Linked DNA regions of Mus musculus: all the other regions are linked to region 2. Evidence: chromatin loops called from intact Hi-C (ENCODE). Cell type or tissue: left cerebral cortex. All regions are shown on one strand.

Region 1 (8,000 bases), 1.1 Mb after region 2:
CTCCCCTTCCCTCCCTCTCCCTCTCCCTCTCTACCCCTTCCTCTCCCTCTACCCCTCTCCCCTCCACCTCCCCTTCCCTCCCACTCACTCTCCCCTCCCCTCCCTCCCTCCCTCTCTCTCTCTCTCTCTCTCTCTCTCTCTCTCTCTCTCTCTCTCTCTCTCTCTCTCTCTCTCACACACACACACACTTTCAAAGATAGCTTGTTCTGTTTAATGACAACTAGTTCTGGTTTTGTTGTATATGAGATTCATAAAATTAAGTTATAAAACTTTATTGTTTAGAGAAGTATAATTTTAATTAGATATTTTATTTGATTTCATACCAAATGTCTCCCACCCGAGATTTGCCCTCCCAGAGTTCTCCACCCTATTCTCCTTCCCTCTGAGATGGTACCCTCAGGCATCCCCCTTCCCTGAAGCATTAAGTCTTTCCCACTGAAGCCAGACAGAGCAATTCTCTGCTATGTATGTCTCCATGGATGTCAGATCATCTCATGTATACTCTTTGGTTGGTGACTTCGTTTCTGGGAGCTTCCAGGGATCCAGGTTATTTAACACTGTTGGTTTTCTTACAGGGTTATCTTCAGCGATTAGAAAAGCATCATTTTCTGATAATATGGTAGTATTATCTTAGCCTCCATTCTGATGGAAATATCATAGAAATGCTTCAGTATCATACTTTTATAAGAACAATTTTTCCATAAATGTGATTTTTCAGAAGTTATAAAGTCTGTATGCATCCCTATCCAGTAGTAACTTCTTAAATCCATATGGTTCACTCTACAAAATCAGAAATGAAAAGAGGGACACACAGCAAACACCTTGGAAACACAGAGAATTCTAAGGACCTACTTTAAAAGACTGCACTCTACAAAATTAGAAAAGATAAAAGAAATGGATAGTTTCCTCAATAGGTTCCACTTATCAAAGTTAAATCAAGATCAAATAAAAACTTTGAATAGACTTCTAACCCACAGAAAAGAATTTAAAAAATGGGCCCAGTATTATTAACTTGAAACTAATTATTTATGTATCCTTAGTTTACTTAAACCCAGAATCCTCAGAATCCCCATTGATGACCCTCCTCACTTTTAATCGCTCTGTTTCTTCTTTCATACTGAGACTAGAGGAACTTTTGCTTCCTTTTGATGATCTTGAGAAAGATTGGTCAGACAACCATCCAATCCAATAGATAAAGGTGATATAGATGTTTACAATATTGAAAATACATAGCAATAAATGTTTATTATATATATTCTGTAGCTGAATATATATCACATGGTAATGTCTAACATTTATAACCATTTGTCAAATGTTTCATAAATATATGCGTATATTTATATTAGTAAAGAGTAAGCTGAACATATGAAGCCCATGAAGCTCCTAACATATCAGTGTATATTTCCTGAAATATACAGCCTGCACATATGTTATTTGTACAGGAAATTACACTAGCTCCAGTCTATCTGTTTGTCGCAAGCTCAGTGACAGAGTAAACGAGTGCTTCCTCTCTCCCATTCTTTTATTCATGGCATCTGTGGCTTGGGAGAGGCCCATCACACTGAGCAGCATAATTGATACTCATTATTGCTCTACTGTTCCAATGATAAACTCACACAGAAAAACTTCGCATACATATGCAGAATAATATTTAGCCAAATATGTGCTCTCCCTGTAGCCATGAGAGTATATAAAAAAGAAAAATCAGTCCTGAAAAATGAACCAAATCTATGCTATACAAATGCAAGAGATTAATCATAACACTGAGGATTTGTTGATTAGATGGCAGGCATCCCTAACTCGCAAGAGTAACAATAAAATGTGCAGCATATTGCCTCCTGCTGAGCAGATTTCCTTGATATTAATTGTCATGAGATGTCTGTCTAATGCCATGGTTCAGACAAACTATATTGATAACTGGAAAGCAGTTGTGTGTTAGTCTGACAGCCTGACATAAACTCTTGTTTGGCTAGATAATGTTGCCTTGTTGATGATGCTCATCTCTTAGCAAAGACACAGTACCCTCTATGTTTGATAACATCTTGTCATTAAGGTACAGGACAACTCAGATCTTTCCAGTATGGGAAACACATAAAGAAATGGGAGAGGCATGGTTGCAGAAGCAGGAGATTGTCTAGTCCTCATATTGAGTCTCTGGGGAAGAGGGAGAAGCCTTAAAGCCAGACCCAGTGACCCACATCCTCCCTAGAGGGTCCACCTTCTAAATGTCCCACAGTGTTACCAAACAGCACCACTAGCCAAGACCAACATGTATGGGGAAATTTTTCACATTTAAACCACAATTCAATTGTTACCTATTAATTGCAAGATGAAACACATATTACTTACATATATTTGCATATAATGTATACTTATTCCAAGATACTGCTAATCTTATTATATCATAAAAATTGTATTGTAAAGAAAATATAGCAAATGAAAAAGGCTTGTTGCAATACACTTAGCAGTAATGCCACTGGGTAAGGCTGTCTTGCTCAGTTTTATGTTTCTTTACCAGTTTCAGTAATCCAAAGATGTTTTGTTTTAATAGAATGTTCTTACATATAATCCCCACCGTGACATCAATTTAAAAGCATATGTTGCGCTGGGCTCCTATTCCTTGGAACCATTTCTGTGTGTTGGGAGTTTCGCAGTGGCATTTTTATTAAGTTGATATTATTGATTTTTTCCTTTTGCTTTTTGCATTTGTTTTATTGCAAGTGGACACTTCCAGCATGCTGTGCCTTTGTGACTAAAAAGGATATTGGTATCAAAATTGTTTTTTGCAGTCTCTGTTGTAATATGCTGAAGCAAGGCAGCAGTTTTGAAAAGTTCTTTAAAGTCACTGTGTTCGTACCACGGTTTGCTTGCAGAAACAAAACCAACTGGAATGACATATTTTAAGAGGCACCATGAAAGAAAATTCTAACACCAGTACTATATGGGATTATAGAATCTCAGAAGCCACTGAGACACCCATTCTGGTGAAAACTTCGCATACATTTGATTTTTAATATTTTCATCTTAATGTTAGGAAACTAGGAAAAAAGTTGAATTGAAATGAACAGAAAGGGAGAGATATATTAAGAAAAACAATCTTCACTCCAGTTATGTGTTACCTGTTCAAGTTCTTACTAAGTTCTTCTTGTGGACAAGGATCAGTAACAGTTATCCAGCCTCAGCAGTCAACAGAAAGACCTGTTTTATCATATCCCTCCTCTAGAGAAGTCACTTTGAAGCAAAGCCTAAACTTGGTTTTATTTCATAGGTAGGTCATCGTTCTGATATTTGTACTGACACTAAAAGATCAAGGCTTTGTACTAAAGCATACATTTGAAATATAGCATAAATATCATAAATGAGTGAATTGTGTTATTTACTTCCATGATATTTCTAAAGTCAAGTCCTAAAGGTTATCAATACATCGGTGGGGCTAAATCTCTCAAGCCATCCCCTCTGTAGGATGGAGGAACTGAACACTCTCACATATGGTAGTCTAGCTTATTCCCCCTTATTAGTTTTGATAGTATGAACTGAGTTATACATTGCACATTCCTTTTAGGTCAGAGCTTCCTGTTTCAGCGTTATGCTTTTGGTCTGCATCGATCCTATAGTCATGTGATGTGCAGTAGTATGAAGGTAATTCACCTTAAACTTGACTGCTGTACTGAGGATGAAGAGGAGTATTTGTGTTCTCAGCAATTATTCTACCATAGTGCTTATCTACATCTCACGACCATTGACAGTTGTTCAGCTATTTTCTTTTAAAACTTATCTACTATGTTATTATATGTAGCATGAGGGTACATATGTGCATATTCTTGTTTATTAAGTGCTAAATAATTTTAAGTGGAAAATCCAAGTCACAGTATATGCATGACTCTCTTCCAAGGAAATATTTTCATAGTGATTATGAAAATTAGTTTCTACTGCAGAACAACAGCATTCACTGTGCTCCACCTCCTGGACAAACTTGGTATTTTTATGACTTCTCATTTGGGCCCAAGCTGGTAAATGTGTAGACTTGATTTAATGACATTTTCATAAATATTTCCTGTTGCTACTTGAAAATAAGAGGTTTTAAGGACTACCATCACAGTTTTGATAACCATCCAATCCAAGGGTCTGCCATTCTCTATTGAGTTATGAATATTTTTATATATCCTGGGCACAAATTCTTTGTTGAATACATGTAACTCTGACTGTCTCCACCAATTTGTGAGTTGGCTTTTCACGAGGTGTTATTTTAAAACTGTTCCAATGTTATTTTTGTGACTTGTATGTCATTTTTCCCATTGAGTAAGTCATTAGTGATTACCATGTTGTGGGAATGGTATTTTATATTTCTCTTAGAATCTTATAACATACATTTTAGTGTATAATCTATTAAAATTTATTTTTAATATTTACTAGGAAGAATGACTATATATTGATTTTTTCTATGAGAATTTATGATGGACCCAGCACTTTTTGCATAATTTAATTAGATTCTCATTACTCTGACATACTCTATTACGGGTCATCTCTGTGAGGCTGTTTCTTCTATATTTTACTCTGAAGTAAGTGGACACTGAAGTAAATGTCTCCAAATGAAATCTTGAATTCTTCAAGAGTCTGTCTGCCTTACTTCTGACTTAGCTCCTTGTCTTCTAATTCTGACCCTATGAACTTTCATTCAAGGTTTTGTTTGTTTGTTTGTTTTTAATCAGGCTCTGAATTTCCTTATCTGACATAGATTGGGAAAGAAATGATACCATACCTTATGGAATCAACAAATGTATTTATGTGTTGTTTAACAAGCAATTGAAGTATAGATCCAAACAATCCCTTCTAAACCTCAATCCAACTTTAACATTTGTAGGAAGAATGTTGAGTTTCAAAGGATCTATGTGAAAAGCCAGGGTTCCATCTTTCCAAGTTTTACATCTAAACCTTTGGTTTGTGTTTTGTAGAGGAAGTATTTGTTTTTCCTCTTCTGAAGAAACACACACACATATACACACACACATACACACACACACACACACAGAGGAAGAGACACATACACATGCAAATACACTCTTTGATGTATGTGATGTATGTCATAATGTTTCCCCATTCATTTCTGGTAATTAGGTCCCACCTTTTTTTTTTTTTTTTTTGGTTAGTTGGGTGGAGGGTCTGTCAATCTTGCTCATCTTCTCCAAGAACCAGTTCTTAGTCTTGTTGGTTTTCTTTGTTTCAATTTCATGAATTAGGCCTGGAATTTTTTTGTTTCTTGCCATCTGATGGGCTTTGGTTTGATTCCTTTTTGTTTCTCAAATTCCTGTGCTGCAACATTGAGTCATTTATTTGTGCTCTGTCTGATTTTTTTAGTGTAGAAATTTAGAGCTATAAATTTTCCTCTTAAAACTACTGCTAACATATTACAGGGGTATAATTATTACTGTGGTTGCATGTTCAGTCCCATTTAGTTTCAGGAATGTTTTTATTTCTTTCTTGATTTCTTCTCTGATTTAGTAACATGATGTTTCTCCTCTACACATACTTAAGGGGCTTTTGCATGGTATTGATTTTTTTTAAGTTTTATTGTAGAATGTTTGGGCAGTACATATAGAAATATTTCTGGTTTTCTCTATTTTCTATGTGTGTTTTCTGTCTCAGGGTTTGGTCTATTTTAGAGAAACGACCATGTGCTGCTAAGTAGATTGTGTATTCTTTGGTGTTAGCTAGGGTGTTCTGTAGCTATATGTTAGGTACATTTGATATAAGATGCCATTGAATTCTGAGGTTTCTCTGTATGTTTTGTCCACGTGACATATCTCTTTGAGAAAGCAGCCCATTGAAACCAGCAAGTGTTGTTGAGTGTCTGTTAATCTGTGTCTTTAATTCCATTACTATGCTTCTTAGGAGATCGGATACACTTCTGAACATTTGTGTTATTTCTGCAATTTGACCCGAGCTCAAGAACTTCTTTTGGGACAGGTGTATTTCTAATGTACTAATTTGGATTTTCTTAGATTAACTCAGTGCATGAGATGAGGAATCTAAACTACACTATATGAAGCTAGTGCATGAGCTGTTTAGCTGCTCCAGGAAAAGATGGCTTCCACTCCAGGGGTCCAGAGCTATGTCTGTGGGTGCAGAGACAAAAGAGGCAAAGAGAGGGGTGGGAGAGGAAACAAGTGTCTCTCATCAGTCAACTACAGCTCAATGACCACTGATCTGGAACCTGTTGTGTGTGGAGATGATCACAGATGGGGCAACATGGAAGAGGATAGAGGACAATGGGAAAGGGAGAATTAGACTGAGAAGGCAGAGCAGACTCAAGAACAAGGATGATTCAGGGGGTCCTTGTCTGGAACTGGGCTTCTGAGTTTGCAGATCAAGGTGGGATGGAGGAGCAGGGGTGCCAGAAGGAAGAAGTGACTTACCAGGCAAATGATGCCCAAATGAAGAGGGTCTGGAATTAGGCTCCTGTCTTCACAGATGGTGGTGGGCTGGGGGAGGGACAGGGGAGGGAAGGTACTACTTACTCAGGAAAGGTGACTTATGCATACAGAGGACTGTGCAGCCTCATACTCTGCTGTCTTATACATGCTCTCATTCTACATGCAATTGTCTTTACAGTTCACTGACCATGACTTTTTTTTCACACTTTATGATGATTTGTTGATGGTTTTGTTGTTTAAAATGTCCATAAAGTGTTGTGATCATACGCCTCCCAGCATCCCCCATCAAAATAAGACAGAACGGGGCTCATCGAGAAAATATGGATGTCACATCTGCTTCATCCAGGCATAGCTTGTGTTGCTACCATGTTAGCAAATCAAAGCTCCACATTAAATTTCTTTGTAGAGAAGCACATAAGAAAGATTTTATATTGGCTAGCTGAATGGAAATGTGTGAGCAGAGGCTTACAGCCTGCTCCTATATTCCTTGGGGGATTCAAAGTTGTTGTTCATTAATTCAGCATTCATGGAAATTTTATGCAACCTAAGAACCACATATAGAAATACAACTTTACGAAAATATAAATCAAACAGCAAACACAATTATTCTCTGGGGGAAATCAAGGGAGATAAGTGAAGGCAAATATTCTCTTTGAGACTCTTGTTAAAAATCAATTTAGGCTGGTAAAAGGAGATCACACACATCACATAATAAATAGAATAAGTAATATTGTATTTATTCTTAGTGCTTCTTACTGTTCATTAAATAAGGTGATGACTTAATGTATTAGTCAGAGTTCTCCCAAGTCACAGAACTTATGAAATGTATCTATGTATTGAGGGAATATATTGTGATGACTTACAGTCTGTAATCCAACTAATCCAACAACAGTTAGCTGTGAATGGGAAGTCCAAGAGTCTGGTAGTTGCTCAGTTCCACAAGGGTAGTTTTTTCAGCTGGTCTTCTGTAGAAGTAGGTTACAACAGATGTGCTGGCAAATAAATATAAGCAGGGCAAGAAGAGTAAATCTTCTTTCTTCCAATGTCCTTATGTAGGCTCCAGCAGAAGGTGTGGCCCAGATTAAAGGTATGTACCACCACTCCTGGATCTGAGACTTGCTTTATCCCAGGCTGACCTTGAACTCAGAGATCTACTTGTCTCAGTCTCCTGGGATTAAAGTCCTATAATACCTTGCCTTTGGCTAAGCTTTTCATAGCCACTATACCTCAAGATCTCCATGTCAAGGTCCAGGTCAGAAGCCTGTGTCTTCTAGCCTCAAGATCTTGATCACAGGTGTACCCTCTATTTCTGGATTGTATTTCATTTCAGATATAGTCAAGTTGACCACCAGGATTAGCCGTTACACTTAATATTTCAGAAAAAAATAACTTTACAAGTCAAAACAAAGTCTTTCATCACCTCAACCAGAGAAACAATGGTATTTTAATTAAATAAATATGTATTAACCAAATTATACCTATTGAGTCACTCCTGCCTTTACGTACATGAAACTACTACATAGCATTTCAACCAGCCTAAACTTGTCTGTCTCTTGAGGCATTTATTAT
Region 2 (8,000 bases):
TGCCGTTTGGATCGATCCTCCCCGCTCGGTGTCCCCAGGCCTGCCGGGAAGCGAATCGCCCGGCGCGCGGGTGAGAGGCGCGGCAGGAGCGGCGTGGTAGCGGGCGAGCACCAGGAAGGAGCTGCGGCCGGGGACTCCCCGGGTGACCCTTTGCGGCGCGACCAAGCTCGGTGAGCGCAGGAAGAAGAGCTAGCTACGTGGTTTGGGGACGAGGGTGCCCGCACAGTGGATGTTAATCGCCTTGCTGATTGCCTCTCAATTGGGAACTAGTGGAGAGTGCAGCGCGGGGCAGGCGCGCTCTGCGGGACCCGGGCTAGCAGGCAGGGGTCAGTGCAGCTGTGGCTGCAGAGGCTCTGAGGGAGGACGCCGCGGTGCTCGCTGGAGCCTGAAGGTAGGCAAGGGGGTGGGATCCTGACTCTCAGGCCCAGCTCAGAATTCAAAAGCGTGTCTGGTTTCCTGCAACCAGCTTCTCTCCCTCTTCTCTTTGCTCACCTCTCCTCTTGGAGACTCTGGGGACCCAGGACCCCGCAGGGACCGCGACCTCCACCTCCCACCAGAATGCCTAGTGCTAAATCCTTCAGTGGCCCTGAGCTGGGGGGGGGGGGGGGGCTCTTCAGCTTCCGGGAGAAGTTGATACCTTGAGATTTGGATGATGTCTAACTTGATTTGATGTAGTTTATTAAAGGATGTGTTTCCCGTGGGCAAGAATTATGGGAAATAAATGTCCCTGTCATATACAACGGCTACCACAGCTCAGCATCCTCCCTTCTCCCCCAAAAGTTTCCTAGTAGCAAGTTTTCTTAATGTCCAAATGAAGCCAATGGGGGCTGAAGGCTTCCATGCTTGTAGGCAGAAGGAAGATGCAGCTTTTCAGAAGGGTAGAATAAAGGACATAGTGTGTTTATACTCTCTCTCTCTCTCTCTCTCTTTGACTCTCTCTCTCTGACTCTCTCTCTCTCTCTCAGACACACACGCACACACTTCAACGTGCAGAGGACAGACATGATGATAACCTCGGTTGTTTCCTGACTTGTATAAAGTTTTATTTTATTAAATTAAAAACAAAAATCAGAACCCTCTCAGTCAAGTAACTAAGTGTGTGGTAAAATCAGACTACATATCTCTGACTGCAGTTTAGACATGGTAGAAGTTCCTGCAGAGTGCATAAGCCAGTTGGACTCTTGGAATAGCAGCTAAAAATATGAGTGGCCCCCAAATGATCCAAAGGACTGCTATACTTTAACAAATGACATTCTTTACAGTGTGTGTGTGTGGGGGGGGGAGCAAATATAAAGTCTTTGTTTAAAAAAAAATTACCCAGGTGGAGAGACCGGATGGAATGATAGAGTTAACTTGAAGAGGATGGCTTTTGGAAAACCAGGGTTTGGTGCTTTTGAAACTACAGATGGTAATCACTGAAATAAATGAACCGGTTAGTATTCCAGGCTTGCCGTGGTTGGCTCCACGGAGAGACGGCTGTTACAATTCATTTCCAATGTCATTTGTGGTAATAGAATAATGTTGCACGAGTTTATCCAACTTCCTCATGTATGTGTTGTCAATTCCAAGATGTCCTGTAAGGCAGAGGCAGGAAGTCCAAGATCTGGCTTTTCAACCTTTCGGCCCCCCTCCTCCCTCTAAGTATCCTTCCCTGGTCTGTTCGTTCTCTCTCTCTCTCTCTCTCTCTCTCTCTCTCTCTCTCTCTCTCTCTCTCTTTCTCCTGCTCCCCCCCGACCGACCCCACTCCTGTGCGTTCTCTCTCTCTCTCTCTCTCTCTCTCTCTCTCTCTCTCTCTCTCTCTCTCTCTCTTCTCTCAACACAACACCCATTCCTTTTGCTTTTCTCCCATGACTCACAAACCGCAGTCAGTTTCCAAACCCCTGGCCTTCTGCTCCTGGGCTCTTCCTCACAGGGCAATTCAGAGTTAGGGGGTTCCCTAAGGAAGTTACGGAGACTGCAATAGTGGAGTCCCCTGTGAATAAGGAGTAAAGGAGTCAGCTGCGTCCTACGGAAGGGGCAGGCGGGATTCCACAGAGGTAGGAAGAGTAGAATTTAGCGGAAGTCAGGAAGTCATGCTAAGTTAGAAACATGAACTGTATACTAAGGGTGAGTTGGGCTGCCGTAAAGAGAAGGAAATTGAAGCACGATTTGAAACGGTGGATGTGTGAGCATTGTGTGTGTGTGTGTGTTTCTGTGTGTGCACGTGCACATACGCACCCGTGTTCCTACCTATGTGCAAGCACACACAAGCACTGCATAGCATGAGTTATCTTCATCAGGAGTCAGCTTTATGTGAGATCTCTTGGAGAGACATCTCTATCTCCGAGGGCAGATCTTCACTTCAGAAGCGAGTTGAGCCTCCCAAGAAAACAACTTCTCCTTTGCAGTAATCCCTTTCCAAATCAATGGTTTGTCCTCAGGAATCAATTCCTCAAGTGGAGTGCTTATTTCCTTAAATGTTTATTCCTGAGGTTGACTGAGAACTGGACACTAACATGGAGGTTCAGGACTTTCTGTTTCACTGGCTTTGGTTTAGCATCTTGGGTGACACCAGTGTCCTAACTCAAGAAACGGCCTGTGATCACTGCAGGCTTAGTGTCTCTGGATGTGTTTTCCATGAGGGAAGGTCGGCTGGTGTGTTCCTAGCACACTCTTACCTTCCCGAGTCTACCTTGCCTTCTCTCACCCCATGCCATGGAGTCTTCTGTGGGGGATGATTATCCTCCGGTGCTAATTTATCATCATGTTTAACAACTTTCAGTTTATGCCTTTATTTTTATTTTTTACAACATCAGTGTATGGATGAGTCTGGGTAGATGGTAACTTAAGCTACATATGGATGATGATAACGCTACCAATGTATTGAGAAGTCCGATGAGATGATAATTTGATCAATGTATTGATGAAAATGATTATGTAATAACTGGAAGCAAGGATTGTGAATTACTTTTTATTGAGTAAGAACATCTTTTAAAATTCCTTTAACATTGATTATTTTTATATTTTCTTAATAGTGAAAAATAGTTTCATGGCCATATCCAAACAAAGTATATATTTAAAATCCCAGAAAACAGGTTTTTTTTTTCTAGGAATGTTGCTTCCATTTATAATAAAGCTTTAGGAGGGCACGGCCGAAGTAAGGAGAATGCTTTAAAGATAACTGGACATGCTGGTGTTTCTGTGGTCTGTTTGACATTTTCATGAAACTCCTCAGACCTTCCCCTCTCCTCCCAAAGGAGACTGCCACTGTGTGCCCTGGTGTTCTATCTGTGTGCTGTGCATTGGCTGAGTGATGTCAAAGCTAGTCATCACGGGCTGCCTTCTTAAGGAACACTCCTTTTGTGGAATACATATTTTGTCAACTACAGGCATTTGTAGAGTTCTACCACTGAAGATGTTATACAAGAGCAACAAGACAGCAGAACATGTGAAAACAAGAATAGTACTTGGGCATGTGTGTGCACTTGCATGTGAGCATGCACACGTCCATGTATGTATGTATGCATGCATGTACGTATGCCCCTTTGCTCAAATGGCTTTTCCCAGAGTGTCATATGCTCTACCTGAGGCTTGGTTGCCTGCTCTTGAATCTATGTGCATCTTGATTTTACTTTTTGGAAGTAGCTGTTGCGCTCTCATGAAACGGTATCTTTTCAGAGTCACTCGGATTGTAAGCTTACTTTTGAGCTTTGTGTTTCTGTTCTGTTGAACCTCCAGAGACCGCTTTAGATATGTGTGTAGGTGGTGCTCGAAGAAACTCTAGGAAGCTGGAAGTCTGTCAAGGAAATTACGGAGGGAATTAACATCATCCTAGCAAGGCAGAAAGAAAGAACTGCCTTTTCTTCCTCTGAACCGCATCGCTGGTGTGAGAAGTGATAAGACGATTGGATCCTAGTGCCCAGCCGCCAGCACTCCTGCCTTAGTAAAGTGGCTTAAGTAGAGAGGCAGCTCTGATGACCAAGTGGGTCCCCTTCCATGTATATAATATGAAAGAGCTTGTGTTTGGGGTATCCAGAAGCTCCTTCCACCTCCACCCATGGGGTGAGAGAGAACTGCCACATGGTGGCGCTATTGTGATGCCTACGCTTCTGAAAATATCCGTTCTGAAACATCTTAAACTGAATTTATGGCAATGGTGACATGGGAGTTTTCTCTAAGAATGAAAGATTATTGTTATATATAACTTCCAACTAATAGATATTGGGTAGGGCATCTCATTGTCTCCTGTTGACAATGCTTTTCTTTTTCTTAAACTTCATCTGTGAGAAGATGAAATCTGGATTTTTTTTAAATCAGTTCAGTCTCGTTAGCAGATGGAATTTTTCTTTTGATACGAATTATCATATTTATGTGTGTATGTGTGTGATGTGTGTGATAGAGAGTGAATATCACTTGCCTGAGGTTAAAAATAGTAGTTAAAGCTACAGCTACTTTGAAGCTGTAGTAACAGATGGCTATGAGATACCCAAAGTGGGTGCTGGGAACTGAACTCAGGTCCTCTGCAAGAGCAGCAAGGGTTTCCAACCACTGAACGGTCTTTCTAGCCTCAGGGGATTTCTTAACACGACTTTGAATCTATAAGGAATGCCCGTTCCAGTTCTCAATCGATTATAATGTCGTATGTGCTGTCCTTTCTCTTTTAGGTTCTTACAACTAAAACGACCCCTCAAACATGCCCCTCCGTGTTTACATTGGGCTCATACATGCTACCTCAAAACTGTATGTATCCACTTAAAATAATACGATAGCACATCCATGAACAGGATTGCTTTGCACTTTTAAAGATATCAACTAGAAAAAAAAAAGGATAAATCTTAGCATGCGTCTGTTTTGAGGTGTTCAGTTGCTCAGTAAGAACAATGAGCAGTTTATCACCACCAGCGAGTCACTTGCACATTCCAGCAGCTGTTGAGACTGTTGGATGTTTGTGGATTTCACAGCCCATCCCTAGAAGGCTTGAGCTCATCTGAAGCCTTTGGGCTAAAATAGGAAATGAGAACACTCGTGAAAACCCAGATTTGAGCAAGAGGAGTAGAATATTGCCAATGGTTATATTCAGAGAACTGAAGACCATGGTGGTGGGTTGCCTTTCAATCTCTCTTTATTTTCCTACAGACTGCTTGGGTCTAGAGGGGTCAGACTAGAAGAAATCACTGTAGCAAGGCTTGAGACCACCGTGCATCAGGAGACAGGGTGTCAGGGTTGACTCTATTTTCTTTGAGAGAAGCGAAGGGCATTTGCCTTGTATTTTCTTGAACTTCATTTGCCTGTTGGGGGGGTGCTTTATGTATTGCTAACTGGAAACCTGATTGTAGGTGAAAAGCAACTTTCCCCATTACAACCAGTAGCTATAAAACTTAGAACTAAAATATATTTTTCTTCTAAGAGGTACTTCTCCCTGACCACCTTAGCAAAATGCCTGGAATTGGTCAATTGTATAAATAAAATGATGGCTTGTGGGTTGTGTGTGTGTGTGTGTGTGTGTGTGTGTGTGTTTTCTCTTTTAAAATGTTTTTTATGTAAATAGAATTACACAATTCCCTCTCCCTTTCCTGTCCGGATCCTCCCAGCTACACTCTCCGCAGAACCCTCCCAGGCCCCCACTGCTCCCAGATTGATAACCTCTTTATTTCTCCTCACTGCTACAAAGTAAGAGGCTTTTGTTCAAGATTCCATAGATTTTTTTTCTTATATTGTGAAGCCATCTAATCTGAGGCTATATTTTTACAATCAAACATATCATATTTTCTTCTTCTATGAACAAACTTGCTAAAAATCCAAATAGTAATGTTTGGAAGAAGGTGCGCAACTCTGTCAGGCATGGAGTTTTATACTGTATTAAATGTGGTGTGTGCTAAACTCCACGAGTTAGGCGTGGCATAGCGGTAACATCTGGGGATCACAAGTCCATCACTAACATCACACTTCCAAAAATTCAGGTTATAATTGATTTTAAAAAACGAAAATGAGGGATCTGTGTTACCCTCGAGGATATGTGCACATTTTTCACTGAAAACAACCGTGATGATCTTTATATTTAAATTGTAGCAGTTTTGTAGCTAGAGCAAATATTAAATGTGGCCACTGGGTTTAATACCATTCTTCATGTGGAAATGTGTGCTTTTTTATGCATAGTGAAGGGTCTGAGGTATGTCTCAAAATATTTTAATTTACAAACAAGTATTGCTTCATAAGGATTTATTTTTAACTTGGTTTGTGTGTCTGTGTGGGCCTATGTGAATGTGAGTGCAGTGCTTACAGGCGCCACAAGAGGGCAGTGGTTCCCTTGGAGCTGGTGTTACTGGTGGCTTGAGTTGGAACAGGAAACTAAACTCAACTGTTCCCTTAGAATAGTGAGCGCTCTTAAATGCTAAGCTATCATTCTGGCTCTGGCATACTTTATTTTTATATTTATAAAATATTGCAGGCCTAGCTCTCAAAGATAGATCACACACAAACAATATATATGTATTATAAGATATATATGTATCGTATATTACATGATATATGTACGCATGTATCCACCATCCGGAGACATTTTTATCTCCCCAGCTATAAGAATCAAAAGTTAAGTATTATTTATAATCTTTGCCCAAAGTTTTCTTGTTAGGAAGATTTCCATCAAGAAGTCAGACACTCTCTCTGACTGCCATGTTGGAAAGGCTCACGGTGGGATTTCAAATAAACGGCACCATTTATAATATTATGAGTTTGCATCAATTTTACCCAACTCAGCTCTACCAGGATATGATAGCATTTTGCCCGCAGGAATGTTCAATTCTGAAAACGTTTTCTCTGGCATTATCTTTAAAAAAACAAAAAACAAAAAACGTTTCACCTTGCGAACTTAGGCTTTCAGTGCTTGGAGGTGTCACGTGCTTCTCACTAATGGCAGAGATCCCTATTTTCACCATGGAAGTCAGCAACAAGGTGGGTTTGAGACCTTGCTCCTGCGTCTCGGTGCCTGGTTGCAGGGTGTCATCTCTGAAGAGGTGATGTAATAAAATATGGAAGGCAGACAGAGTGCCTGTTGAGGCCCGCGGTTGTGTTTTGAACACGGACACATTTATTTTGAACGGAAACCCACACTCCACTGAGCTCCTTTCTGCTCTGTGAATTCAAAAATCCTTTCCAGTTTGTCACCAGGGCAGGCATTTCTCTCTTCTTGCGCATTCCTCAGACCAACCGGGCTGCCACAGGGCTCAGTCCTTCCCGGTACAGCCGTCCATAGATATGAGTTAAGGGTACAGGAGTTAAGGGTACAGGGCCAGTAGTTAGGCTAACTGACTCCAAGGCTGTTCTGAAATTTATCTTAGACCTGCTTTCTTCCTGTGTCTACCTTAGGAATGCCTTAAGCCTTCTGGAAAAGAATTCAAGTTATGTGTGTATGTTTGTGTTTTAACAGAGAGTTTCACTGAACGTTTTGAATAGCTGTTTTGGAAGGAGATCAGGAGGAAAAAAATATGAAATGCATATGAACTGTTGACAGTTGAATGTACCATACAGGGGTCCATATACATTAACACATATTTAAATAAAAATACAGAGGACCATATAGGGATATTCCAGCTTTGACAGATCGCAAAACACTGCATCAAACACACCTGCTTTAAACCCCAGGAGCAGGCAACAGAAAAACAAAATCTCCTGGTTGAATTTTCCCAACTGAATGTCTACTTCAATTAAAATTGGAAGAGACACATTAGTGAATGGAGGGCACTTTTAGGTTGTACATTGTTTCTGTGGCCTTGAATGGCTACAATAAGTACAATAAATACTGAAATGAATAAAATCATCTCGGCCTTCTTTGGGAAATGTATTTGCTTTACATCATTACGCTTGTTGAACATTATCTGAAATGAAACCTCAGCCATTAGAAATCATTGTGTTTCTTTCGTGAGGGCCGCATTCTATTCTGATCTCATTAGAATTGTATTTACAGGAGTCACGTGTCTACCCTCATTTGTTTCTCAGAACAAAACCCGAAGTCCTTCAGGCTT
Region 3 (8,000 bases), 1.4 Mb after region 2:
CAACCCTATAGGTGGAACAACATTATGAACTAACCAGTACCCCGGAGCTCTTGACTCTAGCTGCATATGTTTCAAAAGATGGCCTAGCTGGCCATCACTGCAAAGAGAGGCCCATTGGACTTGCAAACTTTATATGCCCCAGTACAGGGGAACGCCAGGGCCAAAAAGTGGGAGTGGGTGGGTAAGGGATTGGGGGGGTATGGGGGACTTTTGGGATAGCACTGGAAATGTAAATGAGTAAAATACCTAATAATAAAAAGAGAGAGAGAGAGCGAGGAGGGGCCAAGCAGCTCCTTTTATGGGCTGGGCTACCTTGCTGTTGCCAGGTAACTGTGGGAAGGAGCATACCTGGCTTTTGTCAAGTAACTGTGGGGGTGGAGTCTAGCCAGAATGCCAGGAGCTCGGGGCTTTGTCTGTGTGACTGATACAGAATTATGGACGTGGGGGCTCTGTGGTGTCAGGCACCTGTCTCTGGGAACGTGGCTCACTATTCCGTCCCTTGTAGAGTTTCCTACTGTGTCTCTGGAGCAAGCCTTGCTCAACCAAAACAGGCTGCCTTTCACGGTCCCATAGTTTCTGTGGTCATAGCAACCTTCCAGCCAGGCACAGCTGCTGTCCCTGCCCCAAGGAGCTACCTAACATAACCTGTATGGTGCTTGTCATGTTTGGTATCTTATTATATCCTCAGAAAACTTGGATTGAACTCATTCAATTTTCCAAACAATAATAATTTACATCTTCAATATCTCAGATTTGCCTCTCAGGAATCTGTTAATAGTACACTTCTTCTCAGAGATAGTAATCACACACACACACATACACACACATACACACACACACCATATATACACAGACACACACACCATACACACACACACACACACACACACACCATATACACACACACATACTACATACATACATATATACACACCATAGACAAATAACATGTACACTTACACACACCACATACATACATACACACAGATCATACACACATACACATGCATCATAGACAAATACCACACACACATACACACAAAACAAACACACATATACCATCGACAAATAACACATGTACACAAACACACATCATAGACAAATACCACATATACACACACCACATACACATATATACACATATCATAGATCGATACCATACACACATATGCACATACAAACACATACACATACACACACATATATACACACATACACACAGATAAATATATACACACATAGACACACTCAACCCATAAACAAATAAAACTCTGGAAAACATGAGACTAAATAAAAGTTAATACATTTCTATACAGCAGAACTTCACATAGTATTAATATAGATTGTCTATTTCAGAGAAATGAAATGATATTTTTGATACCAATAAAGAATAGTTGGTCCTGTTTATAAAGCCTCTTCTGGGACTAATATTCCAAAAAATGATATTTGCGGAAACTGCCTTAGGTTTTAAAGAAAACAAATATTTGTATGGCTGAATATTGAATGGGTTGTTGTTTTAAATATAGATATAAATTCTACCTCTTTTCTGTCTTACCAGTAACAAAGACTGTCATAAAATTTTTAAAACTATGCAATGGTTAAAGCTCTGTAAGTTCTTGAGACAAATATGGAGGATTGTTTAAAATTACCTTCAGAAAATGGTATTTTAAATATTATATGAGATTTTTCTTTTCTTTTGTTCTTTGTTTCATTTTGTATTTTTTGTTTCTTTGGTTGTCTGTTTGGTTTTGTGTTTGGCTTCTTGGTTGGTTGGATTTCTTTTTTCTGAGACAGGATTTCTCTGTCTGTCTGGAGCTGGTTCCATCGATCAGGCTGGCCTCTAACTCACAGAGATCCTTGTGCCTCTGTCTCCTGAGTGCTGCGATTAAAAATGTGTGCCACCACATCCAGCTGTTTTGTTTTTAGTGAAAATTCAGTCTTCCCTAAAATATTCCAATGAATGTTGTGGTCGACTTTCAATACCCATATACATACATATATATACATATACACATACACACACGCATGCGTGCACACGTGTGTGTGTGTGTGTGTGTGTGTGTGTGTGTGTGTGTGTGTGTGTGTATTAAACCATGATAATGAATGTAAGCCTGTAGTATCTTGGTTGGAGTTTCAGTGTTCCTCAGAAGTTCTTTTGGCATATAGTGTGAGAATATTGAGAATCAGGGATCTTGTGGATTGGTTCCAAAGGACACCGACCTCATGAAGGGATTAATTTACTAACAGATTTTAGAAGAATAAAATAGGGAGTGTCTTTGTTTAAATTAAGGCCTCTCTTTTCCTTGTTTTCTGGCCACCATGATGTGCAAAGCTCTGGTCTGTAATGTTCTTCAAACTCAGAACTGTAACTCAAATCAATCCTCCTTCAGTTTTCTCAGATATTTTGTTGCAGCAAAAAGAGATTACAAACTCAGAAATTCTACGATCCCCTATTGAATCTAGGTGTCTTAGGCTTACTAGTGCAGTTATGAAGCATCATGACTAAAAGCAAGCTGGGGAGGAAAGGGTTTATTCAGCTTATCATTCTACCTCACAGTTGACCATCAAAGGAAGTCAAGACAGGAATTCAAACAGGGCAAGACTTGGAGACAGCCGCTGGTTCAGAGGCCATGGAGGAACACTGCTTATGGGCTTGCTCTGTCCACATGGCTGGATGCCTCGGCTTATCTTCCATATACACTGGAATCCTAAAGAAATAGGCATTAAAAACAGTGAAGAAATGAACTTGCTGGCTAGCGAGGGCAGAAAGAACCAGGCAAAAGACCAAAAGCTTCCCGATACACGCTTCCAGCAGAAGGTGTGGCGTTGATTAAAGCCATGTGTCTTCCAACCCCAAAGATCCAGATTAGAACGTAATCTACCTGCTTCAAATTGAGTGAAAACAAAAAACAAGAAAACCAAACAAACAATAAAACCTCTCACGGGTGTACCCTCCTGCTGCCTGTGCCCTGTGAGAAAAGCCAGCAAGCTCATCTGAACTGCTGCTGCAAGCTCCTTCAATACCCACAACCCGCTGGCCCCAAGAAAGCATCTCTTCCTAACATCAGTTCCAGATTGGCTGGCATCGTCTGTGCCTGTAATCCTTGGTCTCTCAGGCAGTCCTCAATTAGGTCCTCCAGCAGGAGATGCTTTTTATGGCTGTGTGTGCCCCTCCCCCCGCACCCCCCCCCCCCGTGTTTAAATAGAGGTAGCCCTGCCTTTCCTGTTACACCCTCCAACTTTGAATTCTAGCCAATTCCACATGTAGTCAAGTTGCCATGGCCAGCCATTGCACTTGACAACTAAGAGAGAATCTTCAGTGATGAGTTTAGTTTTCGAAAACTATGAAATTATCAAAGAATTTGACTTCTATTTAAGAATGTCCCCAACGTGAAGCAGGAAAACACGCCATTTGTGTAAAGGCATGCACGTCTTGACAGCACACTCAGGAGTACAGGGATGAGAGGAGTCAGGAAACATAAGCCAAGAAAGCAGCAAGAAACAGAAGACAGAAGACCGACCTACAGGAAACAAAGAGCGTAAGAGCTCCTGCATGGACCCTGGCGGCCAACTGTCCTTAACTGAGAGCAGCTGGAGGAGGGCAGGGTGGCCAGACAAGTCAGTGCCCGCAGCAGACAGAATTGTCAACAGCATAGAGGTAGAACCATCCACTGCTTCACACCACTGTAGCTCTCGGGGGGAGGGTCAGAAGCGGAGGAGATCTATATCCCAATTGGTTTATTTTTATAAAACACATCGTATTTGTCATCTCTTTATATTAAGTGTCCGTGTTCTTTTTTACTTTTATTTTTTAGTTTGTTATTCATCTATAAACTGGCCAGCAGTACAGATATACAACATCCTGGAATGATATTCAATATATTTGTCCCCTCAAATCTACCCTTTGGTCTGAACAAAAAATGGTTTGCGTGATTATTTTAGACTTTCATTTTGAAAATGAATACATAAGACTCATATTTTTCTTCCATCTAGCTAACAATAACTTGAGGTCACATCTTATTTGTAGGACGCATGGATTCAAATTACAAGCTTTACTGGTTAAAAAATAACACAGTGAGAGATGCCTGGTGTTGTTTTTGTTGAAAACCATGGCAACATTTGGAATGCTCTGTTGAAATACTAAAACTCATTTTTGTTCAGATCAACAAATATAACCACAGGAAGCAAACTATAATGAGTTTTAATGATAAAATTAACTATAGGGCAGAGGAAGAAATCTTTCCTTTTGCCAATACTGCCCTCTAGTGGTAGAGTTGAGCTTTTTTAATTTAACTGAATAATAGAACATTTGCACACCAGGAGAGTTTTTTTTTTTTTTTTTTTTTCTTTCCTTTTGATAGCCCCGCAGCATAAATATAATGAAGTATTGATTATGCGTGTTGGCATTGCATTCCAATAAACTGTGGTAGAATGATGGGCAATCTGCCACATATTTCACCCACAATAGAGATCATAAGCCTAACACATGTAGAGTAGGCCATGAAAAGAAATACTGCTACATTATAACAATATTGATTTATTCTTCATGCTGTCAATGGCAAGCAAAATAATGAGAAGGATAAGCAATCTCTTAATGGTCCTCTGTTATTATAACCTTTGGCGTGTGTATAATCAGTTTATGAGGATGGATATCAAAACACCCAGTGTGAATTCTCAAAGGTGAATCTGCCAATACCCACCTAGCAGAAAAGAAAAATGGGTCTCTTCTCTCCATACCACCAAGAACTGAATTAATGCAACTAGAAAAATACATCCTGCTACCTCACCACCAGAGAGTCGAATCTTCCAAAAATTCACATTTCCTTGGGCCAGAGGGGCAGGGATAAGCTACAAAACAAAAACAGATAAACAAACAAACCAACAAAAATCAGGAGCAAACTGAGTTTATCAACCTTTGGAAAGTCATGTAGTTAAATGTGTGATGCTTGATCAAACATTAAAGCAATCATTGTAGTAAACACCACTAAGTCAGAAAAACAAAGGACATGCAGTTCTCCCTAAGTGATAAGATGGTTAAGAAAAATCTTCGTCCACTCAGAGGAATTGATTTATTGTTTTTGGCCCTTACAAATAATTATATCAGTTCAGACAAGTCATCTTCTGGACCACCACTTTCATTTGCCAAATTATGGTTAGGAGAGTTTCCACAGGGATGTCTTTATCTGGAGTCAGATGGTATCCAATAGTATAGCATCCAGTGCTTAGTTATCATGGCTGTAACTTAGTATCTACTCAATTATCACGGCCATAACTTAGTATCTACTCAATGACTGGCAGTAAGCCTTTACCACCACAGTGAAATCAGATACATATAAATTGCTTTGAAATTTTCCCTTAAGTAAATTAACATTGCATTCTATCTGTAAGCATATGTAATTGTGAATACCATCACTGTAGTGTGCTTCGGGGAAGACTTCCTCCTCTTATTATTTTATATTCATTAAAATGAAAGTTGAAATAAAGGACATTTCACAGTTTGCTCTTGGAATCATATTAAGTATGTGGGATGTTCAAACCTGTTGTAAAGGACCCAGATATAGCTGTCTCTTGTGAGGCTACGAAGGGGCCTAGCAAACACAGAAGTGGATGCTCACAGTCAGCTATTGGATGGATTACAGGGCTCCCAATGGAGGAGTTAGAGAAAGTACCCAAGGAGCTAAAGGGGTCTGCAGCCCTATAGGTGGAACAACAATATAAACTAACCAGTACCCCCCCAGAGCTCATGTCTCTAGCTGCATATGTATCAGAAGATGGCCTAGTCGGCCATCAGTGGAAAGAGAGGCCCATTGGACTTGCAAACTTTATATGCCCCAGTACAGGGGAACGCCAGGGCCAAGAAGTGGGAGTGGGTGGGGAGGGGAGTGGGGGGGTATGGGGGACTTTTGGGGTATCATTAGAAATGTAAATGAGGAAAATACCTAATTTAAAAAATATAAAAAAAAAAAAAACACAGAGAAGTTTAAAAAGGAAGAAACAACAAAAGAAATAACAAAACATCTTTTTTCCTGTTTCCTGGACTGTATTTGGAGAGGATGGGGAATAGGATTTCTGTGTGTAGCACTTGCTGTCCTGGAATTCTCTCTGTAAGCCAGGCTAACCTGGAACTCAGAGTTCTGCCTGCCTCTGTCTCTCCAATGCTGGGATTAATATCACACACACTGATATAGACTCCTGACTTCTCTAGGGTGTCAGGTGGGAGATGAAAGGTTCTGGAAGGACAAAACCGGTCCTGGTAAATAGGTTGCATGACATGAAGAGCCAAATCGACCTAACTGGTTCCCTGGTCTCCTTTGGCCACAGCACTAAATCTCAATTCTACTTCACAGGACATGAATGACTACCCTCCAGTGTTTAGCAAACGCATCTACAAGGGGATGGTGGCTCCAGATGCAGTCAAGGGGACACCAATCACCACCGTTTATGCTGAAGATGCGGACCCACCTGTAAGTAGAGATGCTGGCCAATGCTGTGGGTTGAGATTAGAAAGTGCCCCGTTCCCGAGAAAGCAGCTAGATCTTGAAGACCCCTCTCCTCCTTTCCAGAGATCTTGCTTACTGACTACATGTCTACGATCTGCCAGTCATGTTTTATGTGACCACTGATGAAGGCAGACAGCAGAGTCTAAGGTTTTTAGTTAGATATTAAATGTTTACTATTTGCCAATTTATCCAGCATTAATGCTAAGCATATGCAGAACTGTTTGTACTTGGAATCATGAACCATCACACAGGATCCTTATTTAAGTTGAATTTTGTATGGGAAAGGTTTCATATTCATGCATTTCTGTTTTATTTATGCATGGCCTTTTTATAAGCAAATGCTAAGCCTACATACAACATATTTTTATAAACATAAATCTCACTGTCTCTTTCAGATGTATTTAGAAGATTTTTCATTAATTATGTTGAGCATTGACCTATTTCTAAACATCCCAAGTTGCCAATCAAGACAGAGCTTTCAACTAATACGTAATTATAACACAAATGAAAAAAATCTTAATGTTGTTAAATTATTACATTTGATACAAGTCAAAAAATAATAACACCAGTATAAAACACCCTGTATAAAACCTACAATTCTTTCCAATTTTTTAAATGTCTGAGCAGATTTATATTTTTACTTTGAGGGACTCATGCTAGTAATGGTTTCTAGAAAATGCAAATAAACATATTAAAGAAGCTATCATTGAGAAGTCTAAAAAGATTAAAGCCTTAAATCATGCCAGGGACTTAAAATTATTTCTTAGTGCTAATATGCATACTATTTCTAAAACAATTTTTACATTAAAAAAAATCAATGGCAGTCATCACATTTTTCAGTTCCAGCAGCTACAAGCTGTACGAAGCTTGCTTTGACGATAACCTCTGGGAAAATAAAGAATACGTTAGCTTTGGAAGCAGTGGTCTTTCCCTCAGGAGCTCCTTCCCAGGGTGTTAAAACACCTTTGTAACTGACTTATCCCAGCTTGGAAAATAAGCAAAAGTTCCTAGCTGTAAGCACATCAGTTGCAAGAAGTAGCTACTGCACACACCTCAGTATGATCCGTGAGCACACCAATAATAATGAACGCCCACTGCCCGCTGGCTTAATCACCTTCTGCTGTCAAGAAACTCACAGACGGTCAAGACAGAACTACAGAGAGGAATTGGAACTCAGGAGAAATGATAAATGAAGAGTTTAGGAGATCATTGAGTTTAAGAGTGGAATTGATGCGTGGCCTAATGGTTCTGTTGCTCTGTACAGGATGCTCAAAGTCTTAGGGCACTTGATCTTGGCACGTGTGACTTTGGTACCTGGTGATCTGATTGTTTCCATGAGGGTGATAAATTATTTCTTGGTCAATGGTCTACTCTATTAAGTTACCTTTCCTAGAAGAAGTCTCTGATTTAAACCATTAGAGTTGTTTTTAGAACTTTCCCAGGTCTGCATTTCTGTGGAAGAAACTTTAAGTTCACATCCTTAGTTCTTACTGATTATTA

The links. Hi-C counts contacts between places; a loop is a spot of excess contacts. Peaks named below come from ENCODE experiments on the same cell type or tissue, not always from the same donor. Only the 100,000 strongest peaks of a DNase experiment are listed, where the experiment ranks them.
Region 1: it touches region 2 in a loop (8-fold over the local background); 7 of 42 quality-filtered maps call a loop at or near these places.
Region 3: it touches region 2 in a loop (8-fold over the local background); 9 of 42 quality-filtered maps call a loop at or near these places.

The regions. Positions count from the first base shown.
Region 1 is chr10:74,199,908-74,207,907 of GRCm38, forward strand. All of the region lies in intron 6 of Pcdh15 (protocadherin 15), which reads left to right. Among named protein-coding and RNA genes, the nearest start is that of Gm40691, 67 kb to the left of the region's middle. In left cerebral cortex, a CTCF peak has its summit at 3,968 (motif pointing left); a DNase peak (open chromatin) is centred at 3,983.
Region 2 is chr10:73,099,826-73,107,825 of GRCm38, forward strand. It overlaps a transcript of Pcdh15 not described here. Among named protein-coding and RNA genes, the nearest start is that of A330049N07Rik, 17 kb to the left of the region's middle. In left cerebral cortex, CTCF peaks have their summits at 4,048 (motif pointing right) and 6,268 (motif pointing right); DNase peaks (open chromatin) are centred at 72, 288, 796, 2,061 and 5 more places; H3K4me3 peaks cover 2,473 bases; H3K27ac peaks cover 1,108 bases.
Region 3 is chr10:74,459,935-74,467,934 of GRCm38, forward strand. It overlaps Pcdh15 (protocadherin 15), which reads left to right. Exons shown (of 37, transcript NM_001142742.1): 23 at 6,348-6,464. Among named protein-coding and RNA genes, the nearest start is that of Gm40691, 330 kb to the left of the region's middle. In left cerebral cortex, CTCF peaks have their summits at 4,258 (motif pointing left) and 4,457; a DNase peak (open chromatin) is centred at 4,192.